Regions from separate parts of the Homo sapiens genome. Here region 2 is linked to region 1. The links are chromatin contacts, found by Hi-C in ENCODE. All regions are on one chromosome and are shown on one strand. Each heading gives the region's core, a stretch centred on a gene start or an enhancer-like site at or near the end of the contact. The rest is flanking DNA. Distances are from core to core; before and after follow the strand shown. Region 1 holds the start of HYPK (huntingtin interacting protein K). Region 2 holds the start of SQOR (sulfide quinone oxidoreductase).

Region 1 (6,092 bases), core at 3,593-6,092:
GAGATTTCAGCGCTCCTACCCTGGAGGATCATTTCAATAAAACCATTCTTCCTAAAGTCATGCAGGTATGGGGAACCTTAATAACATGACAGAGAAAAGTGATGTATTGATAGCTGAGGCATGGTTTGTTTGGTGGTATAACTCATCATCCATCCTTCCCTCAGGTCAAGAACTTTGGACGCTCAGGTCGCACCAAATACACTCACCTTGTGGATCAAGATACCACCTCCTTTGACTCAGCTTGGGGCCAAGAGAGTGCCCAGAACACAAAGTTCTTCAAACAAAAGGCAGCTGGGGTACGAGATGTATTTGAGCGGCCATCTGCCAAGAAGCGGAAAACTACCTAGGGTCCAACTGCTTATTCTTCCAACTGTGGAACACAAGGGGAGTCTCAGCATCTGGTCCTTGATTTGGTTTTTTCATTGTTTCCTTGGCCCCTGTATCCAGATATTGGACTTACTGCTATACTTGTGATACTGGGTAGCCCAGACTTTGAAGGTGCTTTGTGAGGTTTGGACTCATGCTGAGAAACCCACAGGAAAGCACTGTCCAGGTAGGATTAGAGGCTTCCCACTTAAAACTATTTCTGAGAAATCTTAGGTTTTATCACTGCTATGGTTTCCCATATTTACTTGGGACTGTTCTGACTTTCTTTTTCCAGCCCTTAGCTTGGGTTAGAAAAGTGGACATGTAAGTGAACAATGCATTACTTCTACCTTAGGTTTAGGAGTAATATACCCGGAAATCTAAGCTCATGGAAACATGTTTTCCATTTTTGCTTGGAGTCCGTTTTTCTAGTTGTACATACTTTTTGATCCATATATGTGTGCATGTCAAGAAATAAAAGAATCACACAACAAGGAGATTTTTAGCATGATACTGGAAATAAAATGTCCAAGCTGACAAGTATTAATTGCCTATTAAAGTAAAAGATAACAATTGTCAGGCAGAAGGTGTTTCACATTTTGATAATTCCCTTTGATCTCAGAAACAAGCTCAGGTACTAGCTTGGCTTTAGGTAGCATCTGGATTTATTCCATGACCAAATACAGATGTTTTTGAGAAGACCAAGGTCTTCTCACATCCTTTAAATGTCCCACTGGAAGAATCAAATAGTTTAGTGTCGTACGATAAAAATGAATGCAAATAATTACTATGAGGTGGTAAATACATAAAGATGAACACAGGTACAAGTCACTGTTGTGTGGGATACAATCTAAGAATTATCCTAGAGTCAGAATGAGGGTAAGGCCTTGAAACTCTTGGAGAAATGTCTGTAATTGCCATTTGAGTGTCCTTACAGCAGACTCAGGGGCCGTTGCAGGGTTTTTTTTTTGTTTGTTTGTTTGTTTTAAAGAGACGGCTCTGTTGCCCAGGCTAGAGTGCCTCAGCCTCCCGAGTAGCTGGGACTACAGGCGCCTGCCACCATGCCTGGCTAATTTTTGTATTTTTAGTAGAGACGGGGTTTCACCATGTTAGCCAGGATGGTCTTGATCTTCACTTCGCGATCCGCCCGCCTCAGCCTCCCAAAGTGCTGAGATTACAGGCGTTGAGCCACTGTGCCTAGCTGGGGCCGTCACAGTTTTATAGTTGAGGAAACTAGTTCAACATGTGTGAGTTGGTCCAAGCTGATTTTTTTTTTTTTTTTTTTTGAGATGGAGTTTCACTCTTGTTGCCCAGTCTGGAGTGCAGTGGCGCGATCTCTGCTCACTGCAACCTCCTGGGTTCAAGAGATTCTCCTGCCTCAGCCTCCCTAGTAGCTGGAATTACAGGCGTCCACCACCACACCCAGCTAATTTTTTTTTGTACTTTTAGTAGAGATGGGGTTTCACCATTTTGGCCAGGCTCGTCTCAAACTCCTGATCCCAGGTGATCCACCTGCCTCGGCCTCCCAGAGTGCTGGGATTATAGGCATGCGCCACCACGCCCGGCCCTGATTAACCTTTAAAGTAAAATTACCTTCTCTCTAGGATAGGAAATGGCATGTAGAATGTATTATGGCTTAGAATTTGAATACCAATCAAAACCTTTCATAGGTTTTTTTCGTTTTGAGACAGTCTTGCTCTGTCGCCCAGGCTGGAGTGCAGTAGCACAATCTCAGCTCACTGCAGCCTCAACCTCCCAGGCTCAAGCAAATCCATCTCAGCCTCCAGAGTATCTGGGACCACAGACAGGCACATGCCACCATGCCTGGCTTTTTTTTTTTTTAATTTTAGTAGAGACAAGGTCATGCTATGTTGCCCAGGCTGGTCTGGAAATCCTGACCTGACACAGTCCTCCCAGCCCAGCCTCCCCAAAGTGCTGGGGTTACAGGCATGAGTCACCACACCTGGCCCAACCTTTGATATCTTCTAGTCTTACCATGTTCTAACCCTCAGGTACCTAAATTCTTTTTTTGGTGGTGGGGGGAGCGCGGTAGAGACGAAATCTCACTGTGTTGCCCAAGCTGGTCTCAAACTGCTGGGCTCAAGTGATCGTCTTGCCTCAGCTTCCCAAGGTGTTGGGATTACAGGCATGAGCCACCATGCCTGGCCCCTAAATTCTTTTTTGTTGTTTTGTTTTTGAGACAGTCTCGCTCTGTCACCCAGGCTGGAGTACAGTGGCACAATCTCAGCTCACTGCAACTTCCGCCTCCCTGGTTCAAGCAATTCTTCTGCTTCAGCCTCCTGAGTAGCTGGGACTACAGGCATGCACCACCACGCCTGGCTAATTTTATTTTTTTTGTATTTTTAGTAGAGACAGGGTTTCACCATGTTGGCCAGGCTTGTCTTCAACTCCTGACCTCATGATCCGACTGCCTCAGCCTCCCAAAGTGCTGGGATTACAGGTGTGAGCCACTGTGCCCGGGCTTTTTTTTTTTTTTTTTTTTTTGAGATGGAGTTTCACTCTTTCCCCCAGGCTGGAGTACAGTAGTACAGTAGTGTGATCTCAGCTCACTGCAACCTCTGCTTTCCAATTTCAAGCGATTCCTGCCTCAGCCTCCAGAATAGCTGGGATTATAGGCGCCCACCACCATGCCCAGCTAATTTTTCTATTTTCAGTGGAGACGGGGTTTCACATGTTGGCCAGGCTGGTCTTGAATTCCTGACCTCGTGATCTACCTGCCTCGACCTCCCAAAGTGCTGGGATTAGAGGTGTGAGCCACAGCACCCAGCCAAATTATTTTTTTTTAATCACTCAAAATCAAGCATGTTGTAGGTACCAAAATTCTAACTCAAGGTGGCCTATGAACTGGGTTCATAACCTACATCTATCTATATATATAGTGGCTCCTAGGCAGGTAGCTGGCCTTTTAGATATTCATAAGCTGTCTTGGAGACACATGCCATTTGAGTACAGTAACTCTGCTGAGACTCCAGATGTACCTTGAATACTGTTGAGAGCTAGTCAGATGAATGAGACTGGCCTGCCACCTAGCATCTGCACATGAGGTATTCTTCTACACTGATTTTTCATACAGGTGTGCTAGATTTTAATGGGTCACTTAAATTCAGTTAGTCTCCAACATATAAATTCTCCACAACATAGGATATAGTATACACTCTACTTGACCCAAGATGATAAAACTGAAAAAGACAAAAAAAAATTTTATTGCCATAAATTAATCCAGTAGGTATATTTGAGAAAGCACGCATCAGTTGGTTAGGGCAATAAGCGCCTCTACCACGTTGCCCATGTGTTCCCGCAAACTGCGTTCTGCTGCTGCTCGAGATATCTCCATCTCAGTCATCTGCAGAAAAAAATCATGTTACATAGGTTCCCAGGCATTAATGTGCCACCAAATATACTGACTCCGCTTGTTTCAGGAAACAACCCAAATTAAGCAGAATAGCCTCCCCTCCGCATACACTAGTTAGGCACTACCACTCACTATTAGCTCCAGATCTTCCTTCTTGATAGTGACTTTTGCCAGTTCTTTCTCCCTGCAAAAATATTTAAATATATTAGTCCTCATTCTCAACCAACACCATAAACTCCCAGGAAGGGTCATTCCCAGAAGTGCCCTGTAAATAAATCTTGATAAACCCTTGATTGAAAATAAAAACTCCCACTAATACTCCTTTCCCCTGGAGTCTTGGCAGCAGGTGTTGCCAGGAGGCCTTCTGCTAACAAGAGTAAAGTTGTGGCGCCTAGATCTGCAGGAATTGGTGATAAATTTGAAGAACGGTATAAAGGCTTAATAATGGTTTTTATTTTTGTCTGGGGACCGGGGAGGGAAGAACTGTTAAAGTTGGCTGCCCCTGAAGACTTACCGCTCCTGTTTGGCTTTCTGCTCCCGGGACCTTCTGTCTCCAATCACAGACATGGCCTATGGGAAAGGCAGGTCTAGTTACTGCACCGCTACCCACAATTCCCAATAATCTAAAAGGCCAACAAAACAAGCGGTTCATGCATGGATTCACGATGACAAGTGTTACCAGGTAGCAAGGACTATGTTTAATTCCATTCTATGCACCTGAGGTCCCCTTAAGCCCACTATCAAGCTCCTTTAGGCAAGCGGCGCGCTCCGGTGACCGCTGTTTCCCTCGGCTCTACCCTATTGCCTCCTCCTGCCAACGGGATCAGAACCCCGTCTTGGAGCGCTGGCTTCCAGCTACAGCCTCAGAGCCCCCCTCTGCTCTCAGCCCGCCCCGACATGCTCTTGGCCAACCTTACCGTCTCCAGATTGGAACTCTGGATCTCCTTCTCCTCTGCATAGTCGGTGACCCGCTCCAAGTCCGCCGCACCGCTGTCATGTTTCCGTGGCTTCTCCGGAGGCCGCTCTGGTCCACTGGTCTCAGTCTCCAACTCCAGCTCCACATCCCCCTCGGTCGCCATATCTATTTCACCACGCCGCCGCATAAGCCCCACCTCACGCCGACTTCCGGCAACTGACACAGCTTCCGCCCGGGGAGGAGGCGGGGCTGGCCCTGGGCCACACCTTCTTTCTGCTCCAGTTCTAGAAGCTTCAGGGAGGAAGGCGGTTCGTCTCTCAGACTTCCTTTCGGGTTTGTACAGTGTTTTGTGCGAGGCCTTCTCTCAGACCTAACCCGACACCGCTCCAGCCCACCCCACCGATATCCTTAACCACCTCATAAACTAGGAATAGTCCCCTCAACACATAAACACGCACCCACCCACCTCAGGGAACTCCGTTCAACCTGAATGACGTCTAATCCTAAACCAATAAAGAATGCTAATCCACAGGGGGCCAGATAGACAAACTGCCCCCTAATCTGGAGAGAACAGCCTGAGTGGCCGCAGTGTTGAGGCCCTAAGGACAAAGCTCCTTCACAGGGCATTTGCATTTACCGCAACCTGGAGGTCAGTGTTCTCTTCCGGACGTCTCCATTCTGCCCGGGACCGGGTGCTCAGCCCCAACACAGTGGCAGTCCAATGGGCTGAGGACAGAAGCAACTGCTGCTCTCATCTGCCTTCCATCTGGTGGACCTAAGCCTAATCCCTGGGACAAGGATGGTGGGTGCCAAGGCCGGCCCCAGCCCCGGCACCTCCCTGGGCCTGGCACAGCAGCACAGCGGAGGCAGCAGTGTCCTAGTGAAAAGTCCCTTCTGTCAGGTGAGAGGGTGCGAAGGGGAGAGTGGCCGAAGCTGGGGAGGAAGACGTGCAGAAGCCAATAAAAACGACAGGCCTCTTTTCTCCTCTAATGTCGTTCTGGTTCGTTGCCCCAGGTATAATCTGTAAATCTCTCCCGCCATGTTTCCAGCCCCAGGTGTTTAGGTCGAGAGAAAGGTCAGATATCTCAAGCCTGCTTATAATGAAAGCCCTACTAAGTTGTCAGTGGGCGGCAATCCCAAATGGCTGGAATCAGCTTGAAACAGAACCTGAGTAAAAGGAAGAAAGGGGAAGGGGAAATTTTGGAATTCAACCTCCTGGGTTAACCTCACACATACATTAACGTATGCCTTTCCTCAGCAAGTCTCCACCTCGCTGCCTTGCATCTGCTCTACTCCCAGGTGTGCTGCTGTGGGCCTGCTCCTTGTGCCAGCTGCTGCCACTCTAGGTGGCCCTCTCTCACCGCATCCACTTGCAGCCGCCTGTTCTACATCCTCCTCCATGTGGGGGCCTCAGCAATCTGCTGCCTCCTGCTGTCA
Region 2 (6,710 bases), core at 4,211-6,710, 1.8 Mb before region 1:
GTGTCCAGCTAGATGACAATGACCCGTTCCTGGTGAAGCTTTGTCTGAGGGCATATCAAGAGTCAAGAGACCCAGGACCACAGTCCAGGGAGTGCTAGGTACAGCTCTTCCTGACCCATTTTGGGCCATGCTTTCTTCATCAATGGAATAAAGGATCAGATTGGGTGGCATCAAAGGTCCCCTGCTTCTCTAAAACTTTGCTATCCTCTAAATGAGAAAAGGAAAATGGAAGTTCACAAGCAGGCTTTCAAATGGGGACGCTTGTTCTAATAACTCCTTAGATTGATCAGAGATGTGAATTTTTGTGGCAAAGAATAACAAGGCTTTAATAAGCAGGTCTGGAACATAATTAGAATGGAAACCATTCCTCTCAATCTCTCCCCGCAAGTCCCCAAATCATTTGTGGAAGTGTTGATATGTGACAGGCATTGTGCTATGCACTTTACGTAATTACTCACAAAAACCAGAGAGGTGGGAATTATTATTCCCATTTTATAAGTGAGGAAATGGAGATTGTAAGACCATGAGATAGTCATTTACCATTTTGAGTCCATTTCCCTGAGTGTAAAATAAGTGGAGGTGTCTAGTTGCCATTAAAGACCTTTCTTACTCAATGATTCAAAACAAGCTTAGATTTGATCACCTAGACCTTGAAAGGCTCATGATTTTCCTCCAAACTCAGATGGCCCCTCATCCATCTCAAGCATCATTTATGTGCTCACAGAAACACAAAACCACATTTACTAGACCCAGCACTGTCTTGAAGAGCTCTCACAATCTATACTCCAAACATGGTGGTTGTTAAAACACATCATTTTCCTATGGAGACATCATGGGCTACCTTAGAACAAATAGCCAAAGATATAAGAAAGTTATCATAGAGTGAAATCACCACAATCCCCACTTCCAGAAGCAGCCCTCCCTCCCAGAAGTCAGGAATTGGTACCAGGATACAGACATAGCCATTTTCTCTCCATTCATGTAGCTAGGGCCAGAGCTGCTGGTTCCCAGCTAGGTGGCATGAAAGTTCCCTGAGGGCTGGGCTAGGGCCAAAACATGGAGATTCATTATGATCAGAAGGGAGTCACCCCATGGTATTTAAGGATGATCATAACATCATCACCCATCACCCACCATACATTTACAAAGTACTTACTATGTACATGGCACAACAGCTAACCTAGGTCACTTGCTGAAGAGGCCAAGTTTTTCTTTTCCTAACAGTCAAAATCATGAAGCTGAATATGGCTTTAACAACTTCAGGCAAGATCCTAGGGACCACACAGGGTGTCTGTAGAAGGAAAGTACATGGGAGACTCTTCTGCATAGGTTGGGTAAGAGATCCTAAGAGCAAGTGATGGACATGTCGGGATCATGACTTAAAAGAGATGGTGCCTAGTTGTAGCCATTTTTTTTAAACCTATTGTCCATTTGGTAGAACCAGTTGTATTAATTTTCTAGGGCTGCCATAACAAAACACTATAGACTAGATGAAGTCTAGAGAACAGAAATTTATTTTCTCAAAGTTCTGGAGATTGAAAGTCCAAGACCTCAGTGCTGATGAGACTGGTTTCTCCTGGGATCTCTCTCCCTGGTTTGCAGATGGCCACCTTCTCAGTGTGCCTTTGCGTGGCCTTTTCTCTGTGCACATGTGCTCCTGACGAGTCATCTTCTTATAAGGATACTATTCATATTGGATTAGGGCTCCACCTTAATGACCTAACTTAATTTTCCTTTTTTTTTTTTCTTTCTTTCTTTTTTTGAGACAGAGTCTTGCTCTGTTGCGCAGGCTAGAATGCAGTGGCATGATAATCTTGGCTCAATGCAACTTCCTCCTCTCCGGTTCAAGCAAGTCTCATGCCTCAGCCCCCTGAGTAGTTGGAATTACAGGTGCACACTACCCCACCCAGCTAATATTTTGAATTTTTAGTAGAGACGGGGTTCCTCTATGTTGGCCAGGCTGGCCTCAAACTCCCAGCCTCAAGCGATCTGCTTACCTCGGCCTCCCAAAGTGCTGGGATTACAGGCGTGAGCCACCGTGCCTGGCTAATTATTCTTTTATTGAGACAAGGTCTTGCTATGTTGCTCAGGCTAGCCTCGAACTTCTGAGCTCAAGCAGTTCTCCCACCTCAGCCTCCCAAGTAGCTGGGGCTACAGGTGCTCACCACCACTTCTAACTAAGGCACTATCTCCTAATACAGTCACATTCTAAGATCCTGGGGGCTAGGGTTTCAATATATGAATTTGGTGAGTCCATAACACCAGTATTTGCCCTTCCCAAAGTTACAGACATAGATAGTCCCAGTGTGTTCTAAATTTCCGAGGGTTTTTTTGTTCTGTTTTGTTTTTTTCCACAAAGTTCTCTACCTCCTGTCCCAATTTAGCACTTTCTCAATGTAAATCACAGGGATGGTTGGCTAGATCTACTTTTCTTTATTATTATTACCACCTACATCTGGGGATTACAAAGATTTTTAAGGCTGGGATTAAGAAGCAACTAGTTGGCTTCCAGCCAGGTCTGGGCAGCTTTCCATAAGCTATCCAAACTGCTCCTATTTACCAAGTCTTCAGAGTCAAAGAGGAGTTATATAGTAGATAGTGGAGCAGGGAAACGTGAAAGGAGAAGAAAAAAGTACATCTATGCCCAGAAATGCCTTGTCATGGGTCCGTCTCCATTCTTTATAAGACATTTCCTGTGTTACAACACATCGGATTAACAAAGCTAGACACAGGCAACATGGAGGAGAAACTGTTCTGCAAAGGAATCCGGTTTCCTTTCAACATTCAGTTTCATTTTCACTGGCAGAACACCAGCCACACAGACACGCACACACAGACCCTGGGCCCTGACTGACATTTCAAACACCCCCGTTCCAAATGTGTTTATATATTTTTCCAGCCAGAAAAAAAGCCCCAAATTTAAACAAAGTCATTTCCCAAACCACCAGCTGTCTCCTTAATGAATTTTGTTTTTTGGACTTAGTCACAAGCAACCCTTTCTGACCCACTTATTCATTCAATAAATAATGAGTACCTCCCCAGGCTTGGGGATATAAGGCCATAAGCTTGGGAGGGATACAAATAAGTTCTGATAAATGGTATCTACTTCAGCCCTCTACACTAAGTGCAGTGCTGGGTGCCTTAAATACTTGGGAAGGTGTTATTATCTCCACTGTACAATGAAGAAGCTGAGGCGAAAAGAAATTCAAAAGCCAAAGTTAAGCTGGGTGTGGTGGTTGCTTTGGGAAGCAGACAAGGGCAGATCACTTGAGGTCAGCAGTTCAAGACCAGCCTAGCCAATATGGTGAAACCCTGTCTCTACCAAAAAATACAAAAATTAGCCAGGTGTGGTGGTGGGTGGCTGGTGTAATCCCAGCTACTAGGGATGCTGAGGCAGGCGAATCACTCGAACCTGCGAGGAGGTTGCAGTGAGCAGAGATCACCTCACTGTACTCCAGCTTAGGCGACACAGCAAGACCATGTCTCAAAAAAAAAAAAAAGCCAAGGTTACAATGGGCCTTGGAAATGTCAATGGAAGTGTCAAGCCCAGAAGCCAAGTCATTGGGTCAGTGCCCTTTCTACTATCAGAGGATCTTAACCTGGACCCAAAAACTTAGATGGAAAAGTATTTTACATCTTTATTTTTACGGATATTTAATATTTACATCTTTTATTTCTCTAGTATCTAACTGAAATTTAACATTTACTTCAATTATGTATGTAGCCAACAAACCACAGCAGTATTGGCAATACTAAGACTTTGTCACCAATAGAAATCACAGATATTGGCCGTGCGCAGTGGCTCATGCCTGTAATCCCAGAACTTTGGGAGTCCAAGGTGGGCGTATCACAAGGTCAAGAGATCGAGACCATCCTGGACAATATGGTGAAATCCTGTCTCTACTAAAAATACAAAAATTAGCTGGGTGTGGTGGCACACACCTGTAGTCCCATCTACTCGGGAGGCTGAGGCAGGAGAATCACTTGAACCCAGCAGGCGGAGGTTGCATTGAACCGAGATCGCGCCACTGCACTCCAGCCTGGTGACAGAGTGAGACTCCGTCTCAAAAAAAAAAAAAAAAGAAGAAAGAAATTACAGATATTTTCTTATATTACAAGTATTACCTATATCTTGAAATAATTGTTTATGTTCTTTACTACTTCAAAATTATGGTAACTATTTAATCCACTGCTAGATCTTGTTATTTAATAACCTTGTTATTAAATAACGCATTCGTTTTTTAAAGACATATATATTACCATATCATAAATTCTTTTAATGTTTTGACATGTGTTTTGCAATTGGTTTCCTTTATAATACTCTTCCTTTTGTTTTATACCTTTAAAAAAGCATTGTTCTGGTCCAGCGCGGTGGCTCACTCGTGTAATCCCAGCACTTTGGAAGGCCGAAGTGTGCGGATCATTTGAGGCCAGGAGTTCGAGACCAGCTGGGCAACATGGTGAAACCCGCCTCTACTACAAATACTAAAATTAGCCAGGTGTGCTGCGCCTGTAATCCCAGTTACTCGGCAGGCTGAGGCAGGAGAATCGCTTGAACCCGGGAGGTGGAGGTGGCAGTGAGCCGAGATCGCGCCACTGCACTCCAGCTTGGGCGACAGAGCAAGACTCTGTCTCAAAAAAAAGTATTGTTCTGAGAGTCTTTAGCCTTCCCAGAAATGCCAAAGGGGTGCACAGCACAAAAATGGAACAGAGCCCTGCATTATAGCAATGGGCAGCGCAGGCAAAGCCAGGGGCTCTGTTCAGCGTCTTTGAGCAAAAAGCCAGGTTGGAATTTTGATAAATAAAAGAGACAGATGAAGAGGAAAGGAAATGAGCCCAGATTCCACCAGAAGACCCCTTCTCCCTTTCCACCAATTCCTGTTCAGCAGGTGCCCTAAATCCTCTCCCCTTCAGGTTTCAGCTGCAGCCGACCCCTCGAGCGCCCCCTCTGTCCCACGCGCAGTGTCGGTGGATGACTGTGTCAATCCCTGGCCCCCGGACGCCGAGCACCCACTCCCGCTCCAGGACGGTGCCGAGTGACAGTCAACAGGTGGAAGGCGCCAGAAACGTCCACACACCAAGACCACGGATACTTCGGTTTTTAAGCACCCCTCGCGGGTTGGCCTCTCCGCGGCCCTGAGGCTCTGACACTCTGAGAAGGAAGCAAGAGTCCCAAGACCCGGGTTCCAGACAAGGGCAGCAAGAGCTGCAGGTGTCCGGAGTTGAGGAAGCAAAGTTTGGGGCGCGGCGCACCGGGTCTGCGGAGTCCCAGCTGCGGAAACCGAGTTAAGCTAACAAACAGCCTCAGTGGTGGTCGCTGTCCCCGCCCAGTCTCCCTCCGCTGGCCCAGGGCCAAAGATCGGCCGCGGATGCCTCTTACCCGGGCGTGAGCGGAGCCTTCGGTCACTGCGTTGGCGCAGCAAAAACCTTCGCTCCCTTCTGGGTCTCAAGGCCTGGACTGGGGCCCCGCCCGCCTGCCATCCGGGCGGAGGCTGGAGGCGGGGAAAGCGAGGCTCCCCCCAGGAAAGGTCCCGAAAAGTCCCGCCGTGCCCCGCCCGGCGCCGCAGCCCAGGCACCATGGTCAGTGAACACACCAGGGCGTTGAGCGCTCACGGGGCACAGAACCAGGAACAAGCGTCCATCCGGCCTGGGGTGCTGCCGGCTGGACAGACTCGCCCCTTGCGCGCCCTGAAGGGCGGCCCCGCAGGCTGGGGCGCACAGGCGGAGGACACCGAGGCCACCTGACGCTTCCGCCCCTGGGTGCCAACAGCGTTTTGTAATCAGGGCAGGCAAAAGCGGAGGCGGGGCGCTGTGCAGAGAGGCTCTGGCTGTTCCCACTGGGTCCTCCTATGTGCCCTGGGCTTCTCACCGGGTTCACACAGCTGCCCAGAAACACAGGTATTCCCGCGCTCATTTCACAGAGAAGGTGACCGAGGTTCAGCTTTGGTGTGCGCTGGAGCCCTTCCTTCAAAACGCGCAGGCAGGGGTAAGCTGGCTTCCAGCCACTGGCCTCCACAGTGTCCCATCCCATATTCATGACTGGACATTTTCAGTTGGCGGCTCTTTCCAGGTTGATGTAAAGTCTCAGTGAGTGGTTCTCCACCATATCAGATTCAGTAACCCTTTTTACAATAAATACAGGGTGTCCCAAAAGTCTCATAACCTGAGAAGTGCAAGTGCTAGAAGCTTTCAAAAAAACAAACAAAAATAAACCCTTGAAAGTTTGAGTTTCTTTTACACTTATTTGGTTTTATGAATTTTGAATATATATATATATATATATATATATAGTTGTTGTTGTTGTTTTTTGAAACAGAGTCTCACTGTGTTGCCCAGGCTGGAGCGCAGTGAGTAGAGCAATCTCGGCTCACTGCAACATCTGCCTCATGGGTTCAACCAATTCTGGTGTCTCAGCCTCCTGAGTAGCTGGGACTACAGGTGTGTGCCACCATGCCCGGCTAATTTTTGTATGTTTCAGTAGAGATGAGGTTTCACCATGTTGGCCAAGCTGGTCTCAAACTCCTGGCCTCAAGCGATCTGCCCTCCTGGGCCTCCCAAAGTGCTGGGATTACAGGCGTGAGCCACCATGCCCAGCCTTGAATATTATTTTTTTAAATGTTTTCAACTGATACTTTCTATCTTTAATCAAAGAGACTGACTGTATCTATGGCAAAATCATCATGAACAATACAATACAAACGCAGACTGTA

The links. Hi-C counts contacts between places; a loop is a spot of excess contacts on that map. Pooled maps may share reads with other maps.
Region 2: a loop to region 1 is called in a pooled map, with 13 times the contacts of the local background. The contact joins the promoter of SQOR here to the promoter of HYPK in region 1. A Hi-C loop is called at or near these places in 1 of 37 single-sample maps with no recorded cell type and 5 of 50 pooled maps.

Annotation. Positions count from the first base shown.
Region 1 is chr15:43,799,349-43,805,440 of GRCh38, reverse strand. It overlaps HYPK (huntingtin interacting protein K), which reads right to left and starts at 4,842. Exons shown (of 4, transcript NM_016400.4): 1 at 4,657-4,842; 2 at 4,254-4,309; 3 at 3,872-3,923; 4 at 1,014-3,730. The coding sequence starts at 4,818. The coding sequence ends at 3,635. SERINC4 (serine incorporator 4) reads left to right here and starts at 5,221. Exons shown (of 12, transcript NM_001258031.2): 1 at 5,221-5,556; 2 at 5,955-6,092. The coding sequence starts at 5,455. It overlaps SERF2-C15ORF63 (SERF2-C15orf63 readthrough), which reads right to left. Exons shown (of 6, transcript NR_037673.1): 3 at 4,657-4,946; 4 at 4,254-4,309; 5 at 3,872-3,923; 6 at 2,852-3,730. MFAP1 (microfibril associated protein 1) reads left to right here. Exons shown (of 9, transcript NM_005926.3): 8 at 1-65; 9 at 165-949. The coding sequence ends at 347. RefSeq lists enhancers at 4,566-4,815, 4,723-5,423, 5,424-6,092.
Region 2 is chr15:45,633,779-45,640,488 of GRCh38, reverse strand. SQOR (sulfide quinone oxidoreductase) reads right to left here and starts at 5,460. Exons shown (of 10, transcript NM_021199.4): 1 at 5,381-5,460. RefSeq lists enhancers at 2,690-2,749, 2,780-2,859, 4,689-4,738, 4,769-4,858, 5,321-6,316 and a silencer at 5,339-5,508.